2 separate regions of the Homo sapiens genome follow, and region 2 is linked to region 1. Evidence: chromatin loops called from intact Hi-C (ENCODE). Cell type or tissue: heart right ventricle. All regions are shown on one strand. Links, peaks and the distances in the headings refer to the core of each region. The heading gives the core; the rest is flanking DNA. Region 1 has its middle 53 kb from the start of WT1-AS. Region 2 has its middle 100 kb from the start of WT1-AS.

The links. Hi-C counts contacts between places; a loop is a spot of excess contacts. Peaks named below come from ENCODE experiments on the same cell type or tissue, not always from the same donor. Only the 100,000 strongest peaks of a DNase experiment are listed, where the experiment ranks them.
Region 2: a loop joins it to region 1, with 7 times the contacts of the local background. A loop is called at or near these places in 8 of 110 quality-filtered maps.

Annotation. Positions count from the first base shown.
Region 1 is chr11:32,380,840-32,383,744 of GRCh38, forward strand. No RefSeq gene overlaps it. Among named protein-coding and RNA genes, the nearest start is that of WT1-AS, 53 kb to the right of the region's middle. In heart right ventricle, for the core only: no CTCF peak of the experiment used is centred there; no DNase peak of the experiment used is centred there.
Region 2 is chr11:32,331,814-32,334,718 of GRCh38, forward strand. No RefSeq gene overlaps it. Among named protein-coding and RNA genes, the nearest start is that of WT1-AS, 100 kb to the right of the region's middle. In heart right ventricle, for the core only: a CTCF peak has its summit at 1,610 (motif pointing left); DNase peaks (open chromatin) are centred at 1,628 and 1,768; H3K4me3 peaks cover 1,241 bases; H3K27ac peaks cover 779 bases.

The DNA.
Region 1 (2,905 bases), core at 188-2,687:
TGGTTATTTGTGTCACTGTTCTGCTCCTTTGAAACCAGAACTTAGGAGGCAAGGTGTCTCCAAGGCCCCAAATCGCCCTGTGAACTGAGCCCGATTCCTTGATACTGTCCCTCCTGCCGACACACTCAGGTGAGAAAGGTGTACTTGTCCCAAGTGCTTTCCATGCCTTCTTCTTCTCCTCTTATCTGGGAAGTTGAAACTGGCAGGAGGCATTCTGATGGGTTCAGAGAAGACCTTTATACAAAGGATGCACAGAACAATTGAGGCATGGGCCTGACCTCCAATGAGGGTGGGTCCCAGCCAGTCCCCTAACAGCACCTTCCTCTCTGGGGTGAGACAGATGGGCAAGTGTCCCTTCCACTTCCTGACTTGTGCAGGTCAAAGGAGAACAGAGACAACTGTGTGACGAGGGAGTTTGGCAGTGACTGACCCCGGCTCCTGCCTGCTCCGCCCAGCGGTGCCCAGCTCTCCTCTCTGCAGTGAGGCAGGGCCAAGGCTCCCTGGCAGGAGTGGCGCAGGGCCAGTGCAGGCCGGGGCCCAGCATCAGGCTCTGCCTCAGTCCTTTCTGAATGGCTGCACCTGCTCCACGCACAGCCAGAGGCCTGACTGCCCTGAGCAGTGCCTGCCAGCAAGACCGAGGGTAGGCGGGCTAAGCACCTGTGGCCTCTCCTTTCATCTTTAGGACAACCTGGGAGGTGAAGAGTGGTGCTGTCTGAGTTGAAGCTCCAAGGCACAGAAGGCGTTGCCGGGCTCACGGCAGTGAGTGGCAGAGGGTGTGCTGGTAGCCACTGCACCTCAGCACTGGAATGTTCCTGTCTCTTTGGGGGTGGGGGCCATGCCACCCCATTGCCTCTTCCCACAATCCTTACCCTTTGCTCTGGTCCCTTTCTAGGCTGTCCTTGGTGAGCAGAGGTGAGCAGAGACTGGCCAGGGGCTGGAGCAATAGGCAGAACTGTTGTGGCATCTTGCCACTAGCGGTTGAATGCTACTAACACTGGTGGGGTTGTGGGGAGGGGTGTCCTTCAAAGTTCTCCTCAGTGGTGTTCCCTGGGGCCTGGGAACCCTTGCCTAGAAACAGTGGTGGTTTGTCTCCATGAGGCAGCATCAGGAACATCTCTCTCATCAGGCAGCATCGGGAACATTCACTGGATGGGCACTTTGTGTTGCCCACCGAGTGAATTCAAAGGCAGCTCTCTCAGGAGGGAGAGGTAAATGCTGTCTCCCCCAGCCTGGTTATGGGTGAAGGCAGAAGCTGTCCCACCCAGCTCCTCTCGCCTTCTTCCTCCACAACGAGCTCTCCATGAGCCAGAGCAGGGAGCACTCCTTCCCAGGACGCTGCTAGGGGAGAGGTTTGCCAGGGCAGGGCTGGAATGCGGGCAAAGATAGAGGCCACCGACAGGGATCGTTATACTTTTAGAAGTCAGAAAAATTGGGACAGGCGGTGTCTCTAGGACAGGCTCCCTGGCCTTTTTCATTTGGATGGTAAGAACTCATCTTTTAAAAGTGGAGGCTGCCTGCTGAGAAGTGGGACAATCCCATCCATGGGGTCACGTCCGCAAGAGTCCCCCGCACCCCTCCATCCCTGGAAACCAACAGCTTCCTCCTCAGCCCGCTCCCTCTGACGTAGAACTCCTTGGGAAAGCAGGATACTGCTTTTAAAGAGTAATCATTGACCTTGAACTCTTAAGATGTGTTTCTCAATTTTCCCCTTTTATCACTATCCGGCTAACATTATGCTGTGTCGTTTCTTGAGTTCCGGTATTTAATACAAAATGTTGAATGAAAACATATTTTGTAAACAGGCTCTACAACTGGGTATGGGAGAAGGGAACATTGTGTCAATCCTGCCCGTCCTTTCTCTAGGCACTTGAAAAACATCCCTGGTATCCCAGCAAGCAGGCAAGATATCACTGTTGCATTCTCTCAACATTCCTGCTCCTCTGGTGCATAAGGCCAACGTGCCTGGGACAAATGTGGTACAGTGTAGGAGTGAAGAATATGGGCTGTGACTCAGTCAGATTAAAATCTCAACTCTGCCACATGCATGAACTGCATGACCCTGTGGGAGGTACTTTTGGAGTCTTGGTTTCTTCATCTGTAAAATGGGAACCACTATCAAAAGGAGGTGAGTGGAGAGACTGCATGTAAATGGAGAATGCATGTAAAATGGCACTGAGATGCACACAAAGGATCAATACATGGTGTGCATTGATCCGATTTGCCGTTCATCACTTGAGCATCTCCTAATTGTGAAAGTCCTGGGGTGTGCGTTCACAGGCTGGTGCAGGTTCATGCTAGGGGCAGGCCCTGTGAGACAGAAGCCCCCTCTTCCTGCAGACCTCCCTGACATCCGCACTCCATTCCTCATCCGTCTCATCTTTCTTCCCAGACTGGTCTTCCTCACTCCACGCCTCCTTCTTTCTCCTGGAGCCCAACTGCCTCCTCCATGGCCCTCCAAGTCCCCACTGCATCAGGCAATCCTTCATGGCCAAGTGTCAGCATCACCAATGCTTCTGGGACGACAGGAGAGGGGAAAGCCACTGGTCTCAACCAACCTCTCCCCTCTGCATTTATCTCAGCCCATCCCCCAGACCATCCTTCAATCCTCCCCTACTCCATAAAAATATTGCACCAACTCCGCAGCTCACATTTGCTCATTTGGTCTGCTTGACTTGCTTACCGCTGCGGTCTCCCTGTCTGAGGCCTCTACTCGAATTGGGATAATTTTGTCTGTGCTTAAAGGCACTGACCTTCCAGATCCCCGGACTTCAGGAATTTGTCCTCATCCCCTCATCAGTCTCTGAAGCACAACCTTATTCAGGGATCTGGTCTTGATCGTCCTAACTGTACAGGGCTGGCCAGTGGGTTTCCAGACCTCTAAATTACTATACCCTTCCTATGCTGT
Region 2 (2,905 bases), core at 266-2,765, 49 kb before region 1:
TTTATTTTTTAGTATTTACTAGATACCAGTCCTGGTAGATGCTGGGGGTGTGGGGGGAATATGGTTCTAGAATACAACAGCAAACAAAACATCAAGGTGTCTACTTTTGTGTAGCTTATATCATTGAGGGAATGGGTGACAGGCAATAATGAAACTAGTGAAACCATTTCAGATTGTGGTTAGTGCTCTGAAGTACATAAAATCTCGATGTTGCATGGGGTATGCAGCTATGTGAGCTGGGATCTGAATAAGGAGGAGCTAGCAACACAAAGGAAGGGGAAAAGCATTCTAGATAGAGGGAACAGAAGTGCAAGACCCTGAGGGCTCTGATTAAATGCTGATTAAGAGTTTAAGAAATGTTTCATGGAGACCAGGCACAGTGGCTCACGCCTGTAATCCCAGCATTTTCGGAGGCTGAGGTGGGTAGATCACCTGAGGTCAGGAGTTCAAGACCAGCCTGGCCAACATGATGAAACTTCCCTCTCTACAAAAATACAAAAATTAGCCAGGGAAGATGGCAGGTGCCTGTAATCCCAGCTACTCAGGAGGCTGAGACAGGAGAGTCACTTGAACCTGGGAGGTGGAGGTTGCAGTGAGATGAGATCGAGCCATTGCTGAGGCAGGAGAATCGCTTGAACCCGGGAGGCAGAGGTTGCAGTGAGCTGAGATCGCGCCATTGCACTCCAGCCTGGGCGACAGAGTGAAACTTCATCAAGAAAGGAAGGAAAGAAGGAAAGAAGGAAGGAAGGAAGGAAGAAAAGTTTTCATGGAAATTTAGTATTCTCAAAACCTAGTACAAGGCGGGATAAGAGATATTTTGTTAAGAGTGTAAAGATCAAAGTCCTTTGTTCTTTGTTGGAAAGAACTTTCCCCTGGATTTAAAAGAACACGCAGTAATAATCTGGGCAGACATATTTACATTTATACGTCTGACAAAGGTCTTTTTTAAAAGCCTTTCATGTCCTTTATCCTTTAAACTTTTATAATATAGGTTGAAAGCACGATATCATCTTTAACTTCCTGTTCATGTATTGGGAGATCTTTTTCTTAGAATTAATGAAGACTTCCGCCCTGCTGGAATGTAGTTTACCTCCCTTGTGCCAGAATTTGAATTAAGAATGCCGTGTACCTCTAATTGCAACTATGTAAAAATAAGTGCGCACGAGGATTAGGAAGGTGGGAGTATAGGAAGGGGCGGAAGTTGTTTTTCAATATTCTTTTTTCTTATGAAAACTGGGAAGAAAAGAATACATTGTGCACAACTGCGCAGTCTCCTTGTCCTCGATGTTAATAAACGTGTTTTTAACTGCGGTTTACATCCCATTTCTAACATCACTACAACCTACATCCTCTCCAGGCTACAATTGAAGTTGAAAAGTGCACGAGGTCTTTACAAAGCCTCGTACAGTGAATGCGTCTGCGCACGTACAGTCCTCGTGCACCCTTTTTCTCTCTCTGGACAGAATTTCTTGGGGATCCTTCGCCCCCCACCCCCACCCCCGGCCGTATTTCTCCCTAGGCTCTTATTAAAACCAGGTGCACGGAAGGCGGCCCATTCTGGACAGAAAAGCTTTCGTTTGACCCAAAGCTCCCCCTTCCGGCGTGTTTTCTAGAGGGAATTCGTGAGCTGAGCCGAGGAGCGAGCAGGCGGCTTCTCCTGACCGGGGAGACGCGGGAGGTTTGCAAACAGACCTTGGCCTGGGCTGCGCAGGGACAAAGTGTTCAAGGGCAGCAGGGGAGGCTGAGGGAGTACACGGCTGGGAACAAGGGACACTGCCGCCCCCAGCCACGCAGGAGCGGTGTCTGCACCACTGAAAGTCCCCCGGGGCCCACAGCTCTATCCAGGCGGAAGGGAAGCAGCCAGGCCGCCGCGGATCTGAACTTGAATCCCGGGTGGACCGGACGCCCCGGCCGGCGCTCCTGACGCGCGGAGGAGCTGGCGAGAACCTGCAGATCTCAGGGCTCGCCCGCGGTCCGGCGCTCGGTTCAGGACGTCCGGGAACCCCGCAGCGCTTACCCTCTGCAGCAGGCGTCGCTGGCGCCTCCAAGGGCAGGGGCGGGTCCGGCGGGTACAAGTCGCGATTGACGCGACGGCCCAGGCAGGCACTGTGGGCTTCACCGCCCGCAACTTTTGACCCTAGAGGCCCTGCGCTGCAGCCTGTGGCCCGGAGGGACAGAAGTGGGAGCGTGTTTGGGCCACTCTGCAGCGAAAACGACCTTCCCTCATGGAACTTTCAGTAACTAACTCCTGAGAGCTGCGAGAGCTTCACACCGCCAGGCCCCAACCCGACTCTCTAGGCTGAGGGCATTGACTACCTGTTAGGGTCAAACATTCGAGTATTTGCGTCTTAATTTGACTCTAGAGTTATTCAAAGTAGAGCGACAGGCCTCAGAGGGAGGAGGGGCGTTGTTAGAACACAAAAAGGACACAGAGAGGAACAGGGACCTCAAAAAATGGGCTTCCAAATTGTAAGTGGCCATTTCCTATTCCTGAGGCCTGTTTTTCAAGCCGGCCTGTTTGTTCAGTTTCCCTGATTACCGCTTTTCAAAGCCCATTACCAAGCTCTATACAGCCTTCCAGCGTGACAGCCCTTGCTTTCTGAAGGGATTGCTGAATTTTAAGTACTCCTAGCAAAGAGACAGCTGCCCGAACAACGTTAGAAAACCTTACCATCCCAAACGTTTGCTTGACACTGGCTCCATAAAAGCCGCTTGGAAGTCGGTCAGCCAAGGGTTGTGCCCTGTTTGATGTTAAAAACTCTTCTCAGCCTTAAGCCTAAAATCCTGTGACAGGTAACAAGGGAATTCCAGATAAGTTTCCAGATTCAAGCAACTCTGGTGATTTCTGACAAAACAGTCAAAACAGTCTAAGTTTCTCAAATTGTGATCCATGGACCACTGACAT